2 separate regions of the Homo sapiens genome follow, and region 1 is linked to region 2. A link is a loop called in an ENCODE intact Hi-C map of the cell type or tissue named here. Cell type or tissue: heart right ventricle. All regions are shown on one strand. Region 1 has its middle 36 kb from the start of GPBP1. Region 2 has its middle 31 kb from the start of ANKRD55.

Region 1 (5,000 bases), 870 kb before region 2:
CTTTCTCAAAAATAAATAAATAAATAAATAAATAAAAGGAATTAACCAAAACCAAAGAAATGAAAAATCTCTGCAATGAAAACCATAAAACACTGATGCAAGAAATTGAAGAGGACACACAAAAAAGGAAAGATATTCCATGTTCATGGATTGAAAGTAACAATATTGTTATTCCAATATTCTATGTTCATGGATTGGAAGAATCAATATTGTTGCAATCTACAGATTCAATGTAATTCCTATCAAAATACCAGTGACATCCTTCACAGAAATAGAAAAAAAAAAACCCTAAAATTTATATGGAACCACATAAGCCCCAGAATAGCCAAATATACCTTGAGCAAAAAGAACAAAACTGGAAAATCACATTATTGGATGTCAAATCATACTACAGAGCTGTAGTAACCAAAACAGCATAATACTGGCAGAAAAACAAACACATAGATCAGTGGAACAGAATAGAGAATACAGAAATAAATCCATACATCTACAATGAACTTACTTTTGACAAACATGCCAAGAATATACATTGCAGAAAAATCTTCAATAAATGGTGCTGGGAAAACTGGATATCATATGCAGAAGAATGAAACCTGATCAATATCTCTCACTTTGTACAAAAATGAAGTCAGGCCAGGCGAGGTGGTTCACGCCTGTAATCCCAGCACTTTGGGAAGCCGAGGCGGGTGGATTACCTGAGGTCAGGAGTTCAAGACCAGCCTGGACAAAATGGTGGTGAAACTCCATCTCTACTAAAAATACAAAAAATTAGCTGAGCATGGTGGCAGGCAACTGTAATCCCAGCTACTAGGGAGGCTGAGGCAGGAGAATCGCTTGAACCCCGGAGGCAGAGGTTGCAGTGAGCCGAGATCACGTCATTGCACTCCAGCCTGGGTGACAAGAGCAAAACTCCGTCTCAAAAATAAATAAATAAAAATACAAAAACTAGCCAGGCGTGGTGGCGCATGGCTGTAATCCCAGCTAATGGGAGACTGAGGCATGAGAATTGCTTGACCCAGGAGGCAGAGGTTGCAGTGAGCTGAGATCGTGCCACTGCACTCCAGCCTGGGCAACAGAGCAAGACTCTGTCTCAAAAACAAAAAAAAGTAATAATAATATATAGATATGCAGATTTTTTTTCTGAGACACGGTCTCCCTCTGTCACCCAGGGTGAGTGCAGTAGCAAGATCAGGCCTCACTGCAGTCTCGACCTCCCAGACTCAAGTGATCCTCCCACCTCAGCCTCTCAAGTAGCTGGGACTACAGGCATGTGTCACCACACCTGGCTAATTTTTTTTATTTTTTAATTTTTTATAGAGACAGGGTCTTGCTATGTTGCTCAGGCTGGTCTTGAACTCCCAGACTCAAGCAATCTTCCTGCCTCAGCCTTCCAAAGTGCTGGGATTACAGGTCTGAGCCACTGCACCTGGCCAGAAAAAAAAATATTTTTAAAAATTATAAAAGATAAAAATTAGCCATCTCAGAATGATGTGAGCAATTATTATTTTTTAAAAAACACTTCGAGGTATTTATTAGTGGTTATGGCATACAATCTACATGTGACATTTTTAGATAAGATAATTTAATAGACAGTGCCAGATAATGTTATCTGTTTGTATTGAATCTGCCTAAGGTTTTATTATCTGAGAGGCCTCAGGATTTCTTTTTTTCCCCCAAGAAAATCTTCCTTGTTGGTAAAATAGCTAAAACATTTAAAAGACAAAAATATATACGCTGGCTGGGCAGGGTGGCTCATGCTTGTAATCCCAGCACTTTGGGAAGCTGAGGCGGGAGAATCGCTTGAGACCAGGAGTTCAAGACCAGCCTGGGTTAACATAGTGGAACCCATCTCTACACACACACACACACACAAAAAAAAAAAAAAAAAAAAAAAAAAGAAGAAGAAAAGAAAAAAATTAGCTGGGTACATTGGCACATGCGTATAGTCCCAGCTACTTGGGAGGCTGAGGCAGGAAGATAGCTTGAGCCCAATAGGTTGTATTTATAGGTAAAATAGCACTGCTCAGATCCTATAGCAGCAGTAGAAGAAGAAAGTCAAGCTGTACAGCTGTGATGGTCCCACCAGTCCTAGCTCACAGGCAAGATGGGACCTAAAAGGGTTGCTGGTCAACAGGAATGGGTGGCTTGGAGACCTGATCCCAGAAGAGGGCAGCCAAGAGCTGCCTTAACCATTGAGGAAAGAATCAGAGGAGCCCTTCAAGGGTGACTTTAAAAGGGGTTCTGGGCCGGGACAGTGGCTCAAGCCTGTAATCCCAGCACTTTTGGGATCTGCCTCGGGCGGATCACGAGGTCAACAGATCGAGACCATCCTGGCCAATATGGTGAAACCTTGCCTCTACTAAAAAAACAAAAATAGCCGGGCCGGGTGGCGCGCCTGTAGTCCCAGCTACTCGGGAGGAGAATCGCTTGAACCGCGGAGGCGGAAGTTGCAGTGAGCCGAGATCGTGCCACTGCACTCCAGCCTGGGCGACAGAGTGAGACTCCATCACAAAAAAAAAAAAAAAAAAAAGGAAATAGAAAAAAAGTGTGTGTATGTATTTATAATCAAGGTCCACAAAAGGAACTTTTGCCTATTTAAATATACACAATAGTTATGATACACTTGAAAATACAATAAAGGTATGCTCTAATGATGAGTTTGAGGGCACTTTCAGGACTAGAAGCTAGAAGGAAGCTGTGATGTAACATTGTATTATGACTTAAACCTCCCTTGGAGCATTCTTGGAAGTAAGAGCTAAAGCTTAAATGCTACCCAGGTGTTATCTGAAGTCTCCTACCTACGAGATCTAGACAAGATTGGCTTGAATGCTAGTTACTCACTATGAGAAGTCCAAAGCCCTCCCTAAGATTTCTGTGACTCTCTGGGAGGGAGGAGGTAGATGTTGGGGAAGGTATGACGTTCTCATGGTCACCTTTATATGTATAAACAAAGCATTTAGAACAAATCCTGGCATGCCTTGTAAGTATTAGCTATTTTCACCTCTTCATTTTTCTTCCTCCTCCTCCTTCTCCTTGACTTTCTCTGCTTCTGGCTTCCACTAAGCAGGGTCAGTTAATAGATTGTCACCTTATTTCTGACACAGCTGTTCCATTCTGCACCATGCGGATCCATTGGTTAATTTCATTACCTGTTTCAATTGATACATACTTATAATACCACTACTCACTCCACTGCTCACCTCCCACCCCACACCCACCTCCACAGATGTTATTATCTGTTAACATGAAGTTTGTTTTTTTTTTTTTAGACGGAGTCTTGCTGTGTCGCTCAGGCTAGAAGTGCAAATAGCACAATCTCTGCTCACTGCAACCTCTGCCTCCCAGATTCAAGCAATTATCCTGTCTCAGCCTACTGAGTAGCTGGGACTACAGGCGCACATCACCACAAATTTTTGTATTTTTAGTAGAGACGGGGTTTCACCATATTGATCAGGCTGGTCTCAAACTCCTGACCTCATGTGATCCAACCACCTCAGCCTCCCAAAGTGCTGAGATTACAGGCATGAGCCGCTTTGCCCAGCCAACATGAGGTATTTTTGCTTTTGTTTTTTGAGACAGGTTCTTGCTCTGTTGCCCAGGCTGGAGTGCAGTGGCAAGATCATGGCTCACTGCAGCCTCAACTTCTTAGGCTCAATTGATCCTCCCACCTCAGCCTCCCAAGTAGCTGCTACCACAGACACATGCCATCATGCTCAGCTAATTTTTTAACATTTTTTTTTCTAGAGACAAGGTCTCATCATGTTGCCCAAGCTGGTCTTCAACTCCTGGCCTCAAGTGATCCTCCCACCTCAGCCTCCCAAAGTTTGGGGATTTAACAGGTGTGAGCCACTGCACCCAGTACATTTTTGTTTTTTATCAGACTTTGATGAAAATTTTGGGAGTGAAAATGAATGAGGTATGGGTATTCACAGCTCAACAACATGAACCCTTCCACTTGAATACTAGATACTTCTTTTTTTTTTGAGACAGAGTCTTGTCCTGTCACCCAGGCTGGAATGCGGTGGTGCGATCTCAGCTCACTGCAACTTCTGCCTCCCGACTTCAAGCGATTCTCCTGCCTCAGCTTCCTGAGTAGCTGCAACTACAGGCGCGTACCACCACGCCCAGTTAATTTTTGTATTTTTAGTCTGTAGGGTTTCCCCATGTTGGCCAGGCTGGTCTTGAACTCCTGATCTCAGGTGATCTGCCTGCCTCGGCCTCCCAAAGTTCTGGGATTACAGGCATGAGCCACCGCTCCCAGCCAAATACTAGATACTTCTTAAAAGTTCTTTTCCAAGGAATTTTTCTTTTTCTTTTCTTTTCTTTTTTTTTTTTTTTTTTTTTCGAGACGGAGTCTCGCTCTGTCACCCAGGCTGGAGTGCAGTGGCGGAATCTCACAGGTTCACGCCATTCTCCTGCCTCAGCCTCCCGAGTAGCTGGGACTACAGGCACCCGCCACCTCGCCTGGCTAATTTTTTGTATTTTTTAGTAGAGATGGGGTTTCACCGTGTTAGCCAGGATGGTCTCCATCTCCTGACCTCGTGATCCGCCCGCCTCGGCCTCCTAAAGTACTGGGATTACAGGCGTGAGCCACCGTACCCGGCCCCAGGGAATTTTTCTATTGGCTTCTGACTCATATAGGTATTTAGTAACACCCTGGCTAGATTGTTTCTCTTCTCTCCTGGGTCTTGTATCATTTCAGTACCCTCTCCTTCCTGAACTGCAGCCCCCAAATGCAAATTCTTATTCTTTACACAGAACACAGCAGTTCTCACTGCTGTCTACTTCCAGGCTAAGATCTGGCCCCCGTTTTGCATATCCAAACACATCCAAATGTTCAGTAGAACAAAAAGGCTTTTATTTACCAGGCTCTACCCTCCTTTGATGGACATTATGGTTGAAAATTTCATTTTTATCTCATTTTTGCACAGGCAGATAGAGTGAGAGAAATTTAACAGGGACCTCAGAGAGAAGACAAACTGGGAGGGATGTGGAGCTTC
Region 2 (5,000 bases):
AGCTAAGATCGCGTCACTGCATTCCAGCTTGAGCAACAAAGCGAGACTCCATCTCAAAAAAAAAAAAAAGTTCATCATCACTAATCATCAGAGAAATGGAAATCAAAACCACCATGAGACACTATCTCACGCCATTCAGAATGACCATTACTAAAAAGTAAAAAAAAAAAAAAAAACAGATGCTGGCAAGGCTGCAGAGAAAACGGAATACCTATACACTGTTGGTGGGAATGTAAATTAGATCAGCCACTGTGGAAAGCAGTTTGGCGACTTCTCAGAGAATTTAAAACAGAGCTACCATTCGACCCAGAAATCCCATTATTGGGTATATGCCCAAAGGAAAATAAATTATTATACCAAAAAGACACATGCACTCATATGTTCATTGCCATGCTACTCACAATAGCAAAGCCATGGAATTGACTTAGGTGCCAATAAATGATGGACTGAATAAAGAAAATGTAGAACATATACACCATGGAATATTCCACAGACATAAACAAGAATGAATCATGTCCTTTGCAGCAACATGGATGGAGCTGGAGGCCATAATCCTAAGTGAGTTAATGCAGGAACAGAAAACCAAATGCTGCATGTTCTCACTTAAAAGTGGGAGCTAAATATTGAACATACATAGACATAAACATGGGAACAACAGACACTGCAGACTACTAGATGGGAGAGGGTGGGAGGGAATGAGGTGAAAAACTACCTATTGGGTACTATGCTCATGACCTGGGTGCAGTCCATTTATGTAATAAACCTGCATATGTACCCCTGTATCTAAAATAAAAGTTGAAATTTTTAAAAAATCTTTATAAATCTAGATAAGAAACTGTTAACTTTTCACCATTTAACAAAAGTAAATGTCTTACAAGAAAAATGTTTTAAAGGGATAATCTATTGTCTAGAAGAAAGATGACAAAATTATATTTAAAAAGAGAAAGAAAGGGCCGGGTGTGGTGGCTCACGCCTGTAATCCCAGCACTTTGGGACACAGAGGCAGGAGGATCACTTAAGGCCAGGAGCTCGAGACAAGCCTGGCCAACATGGCTTTCTACTAAAAATACAAAAACTCAACAGGCGTGGCGGTGGCACCTGTGGTCCCAGCTACTAGGGAGGCTGAGGCAGGAGAATCACTTGAACCCAGGAGGCAGAGGTTGCAGTGAGCCGAGATCATGCCACTGCACTCCAGCCTGGGCAACAGAGAGAGATTCTGTCTTGGAAAAAAAAAAAAAAGAATGAATGAATGAATGAATGAATGAAATTGGAGATGAAGAAGGCAACATTGAAGCCAGGACAAACAATAAGTAAATTACTTCAACAATTATCCATGTGAAGTGACAAAGGTATGTACTTTGAGAAGAGGGCAGGAAATTCCAACCAGAGATGAGGTGTCACCAGTGGGATCTGGCTAAATTCTAGCCCCAGACATTTTATATTATAATCCCAACAAGGAGGTATCAAACACTAACATATTTTACAACTTTGGTGTGGTCACCTAAAAATAATAACCATCTCTGACAAGTACTATACCAAGTCCTTTCCATATGCCTTTCATTCCCATAAAAAGTGAGCTTAGGAATTATCATCATGATTGATGTTACAGATGAGGAAACTGAGATTCAGAGAACATCTGACTTACTAAAAGCTTCCCAAATAGGAAATAACCAACTAAAAGCTGAAACCCAGATCATCTTACTCCAAGTTATTCACTAATGCTTTCTACAAACATCAACTGAGAAGTCACAAGCACCAAGCACTATGCTACATAAATAATTCATACCCACCACATTAGGAAGCTTATGGCGATTGTACAGATAAACATAATAGATGTGTTAGCTATAGGTGCCAATACATTCCCTAAGTGCGTCAACATTTGTCATTGGGATAAGTGTGTATTAAATATTTGAGGGCACGTTTCATAAGTAAAATTCCAATTCAAATGCAGTTTATTCCATCTTCTTGCATGAGGGTAGCTGAAAAGAGCCAGCTGCCCATCCTACAGAATGAGTCCAGAAAGTGATGCATCTGATGTCTACAGTTTGCCAACAAAGTCATTCTCCCCACTTTAGTCTCTTGGCAAGGAGAAGGCAAGCACTGACTGGTACAAACCTGCCACCTGCAGGAGCCAAGAGGAACAAACCCAAATTCCAGGGAAGTACGGTGACCAGAGGGGGCCATCTAACAACAGACCATCCTGGGATCTGGCTTCACCCCTCAGTGTGAGCCAACACCCTGTCACTGATCCCGCCCACCTCCATTCTTAATGGTGAAGCCTGGTGAAATTGAACACTGAGGAAGCTCTCAGGAAACGAAGGCATGAAGACTTTGCATGGAGTGAAGTCAGGCTGACCTAAGCACAAATCCCAACGTGGCCACTTACCAGCTATATCACTGTAACCATGTGCGTCAACCTCTGTAAACCTCCATTTTATTGTCTGTAAAATGAGATTACTGGCAATCAAATATATGTTGAATGAATGAGAAGAACGCACCAATACATTTTTGTTGGTAGGATTAGAAAAACATGTATATGTAAAGGACCTACTGTAGTACATGGCACAGTCAAAAAATAAATGAGTATAAAATCATTTATTTAAATAATACGAACTTTCTCTGCATTGAGCACCCTGCAGTCAGCTCAGCTCATATATGTGTAATCTAGAATGTTTTTGTGACAAAAGCAAAACAAAACTTTGTCCCGAATCCCTTTCTCGGACTTATATAAGCCACGACCAATCCAGCTTCAACTCATCCAAGACATGAAGTCAAAAAATAAAAGGTATTATCAATATGTGATCGGAGATATTATCAATAGAGGAGGAGATCTATAGAAGAGAGGCTATTCTACCAATTTGACTGTATAAACTTTGGTGAGATTTGCCATCCATTCCTACATATATGTATGTGGTACTCAAAGATTTCAAAAAGCAAGTTTTGGAGCAATTCTCCTTAATCAACTGCTTCTCATGATACTATCCAGGAGCTTAATAATAATGACAACTGAAATAATAGCTAGCATCATGTGCCTTATAGCAGATACTATTCTTACTCCATGTTGCAGATAAGGAAAATGAGGCTCAGCAAACTTAAGTGTAGCAGACATGAGCGGTTTTCTACCCAATACGCTCCCTCCTCATTGACCAATCTCAAATTTTTTTCAAATGTCCACCCCTCCCCAAGCAGCTCTGGCATGCATACAAATTAGGGAGGCCCATCACAGAAACCCACTTTCAATAGCTGGGGTTTGGCTTAGGTAGGAACAAGTGACCTAGTTTTGTTCAATAATTCATGAGATGAGGTCTGCTAGTGGAAGGGGGGAGGCTTTTGGAAAGGATTACTAGATAATAAAGAGACATATGGGAAGAAAAGTTCCTGTTTCTTCCATCAGATGTTGTGTCCAGACGTGACTCAGGGTACCAAGAAGAGTAGCTAAAGATACTACTGGTATGTTGAAGATGGCAGAGTAGAAAGATGGCAAGAACCTGAGTTCTCCCTTATCGGGCCATTGAATCAACCAACTCTAATGAAATTCTACCTCAGCCTTCATAATATATGAGAAAATACATTGTTCTTCTTGTTTAAGGCTTTCAGGCTGGGTTTTTCTGTTTTGTTTTGTTTGTTTGTTTGTTTGTTTTGGCTACTTCCAATAAAAAGCTTCTTTCTGGATTCACTAAGTAAATCGGTGAAGGTCACACACTCAGCAAACGGCAGATCCAGCTCTTAACCTTCCCACCCTCTCATCCCATCCCCAGCCCCAGCCAAAGTCCCTTGGCTCACGGCAGGCCTGAGATCACAGGAATGAAAAACCTCAGTTAAAGAAAAAATCAGAAATATGAGTTTCTCTGTCACAAAGCAAAGAGCATCTAAGTAGAAGTGTACTTACCAGCAAGATTGAAAGCTGCAGGAAAAAATATGGAAGCAAATATATTTCCCCAGAAATGATTTTCACTAAACTACAAATTTTTTAACCATTAAGACTTTCTCTACTGCCAAATAAGAATCAATAGTTATCTTTTCATGGATATTAAAAACCCCTTGTTTTTAAAAGAACAGTAAATAAATAAGTTTCACCAGAAAATTCTTGACCGGGTATTCTTAAAGTGTGGTTTGGAAACTTTAAGCCTCTTTCAGGTCAAAACTAGTTTTCATGATAACACTGAGGCATCAATCGCCTTTTTCATCTCGTCCTCTCAAGTGTGCATTAGTGCTCTCCAGAGGCTACATGATATGTGATATCAAACAGACTAGTGCAGAAACAGATATGAGAATCCAGCTGTCTTCTGATAGAAAGCATTTCTCAAAGAGAGATTTGCCAGATATCAAAGAGATTGGCAAACATTTTATAGAGACATACATCAGTGTCATTTTGATAATTTTTTGTCTCAGAAAATAAGTCATTTTCATAAATATGTGGTATTTATGTTCATTGGTATTGGGTTTATTATTGGAGTTTTTAAAATTAATAAACTTTTTTAAGTCCTCCGGGTTTTATTTCAAGTATAGTAACTATAGGTTGATATAACTCACATATACCAAAGTTCCTTATGGTCCTCTATCACTTGTAAGAGAGTGAAGGAGTCTTGAGACCCAAACACTTGAGAATCTCTGTTCTAGACCAACATATGATGATGTTTCTTCTTCTCCCACTTAGACGCTACCTCTTGAGTGGCAGGGTTTACATGCTTGAAGCATCTTTCTGCCTCCCTCTGATGAGGGATAGATTTACGGTTTCATCCACAGACTATGGGCCTGGGGCCTGTATTGTCTTCAAACTCTGCCACTTTAAACTTTGGTAGAACTTGGGTTCCCCCAAAGGAGACGTTAAGACAGGCTCTAGCCTTGGGAAATTAGTTCGCCTCCCAGCCATCCCTCCTCTCTTCCCATAGAACCCTAGAGCCAGTTTTCAATGCCAGTCTCTCAGAGACCCTCACCTCATTTTCTCTGCCGACACTTTTGCAGATAAGTCTAGCACTGACTAGAACACAGGTTGTAGA

What was found. Hi-C counts contacts between places; a loop is a spot of excess contacts. Peaks named below come from ENCODE experiments on the same cell type or tissue, not always from the same donor. Only the 100,000 strongest peaks of a DNase experiment are listed, where the experiment ranks them.
Region 1: it touches region 2 in a loop (22-fold over the local background); 27 of 110 quality-filtered maps call a loop at or near these places.

Annotation. Positions count from the first base shown.
Region 1 is chr5:57,135,452-57,140,451 of GRCh38, reverse strand. No RefSeq gene overlaps it. Among named protein-coding and RNA genes, the nearest start is that of GPBP1, 36 kb to the left of the region's middle. In heart right ventricle, a CTCF peak has its summit at 2,162 (motif pointing right); a DNase peak (open chromatin) is centred at 2,191; H3K27me3 peaks cover 249 bases.
Region 2 is chr5:56,261,723-56,266,722 of GRCh38, reverse strand. No RefSeq gene overlaps it. Among named protein-coding and RNA genes, the nearest start is that of ANKRD55, 31 kb to the right of the region's middle. In heart right ventricle, a CTCF peak has its summit at 2,129; no DNase peak of the experiment used is centred here.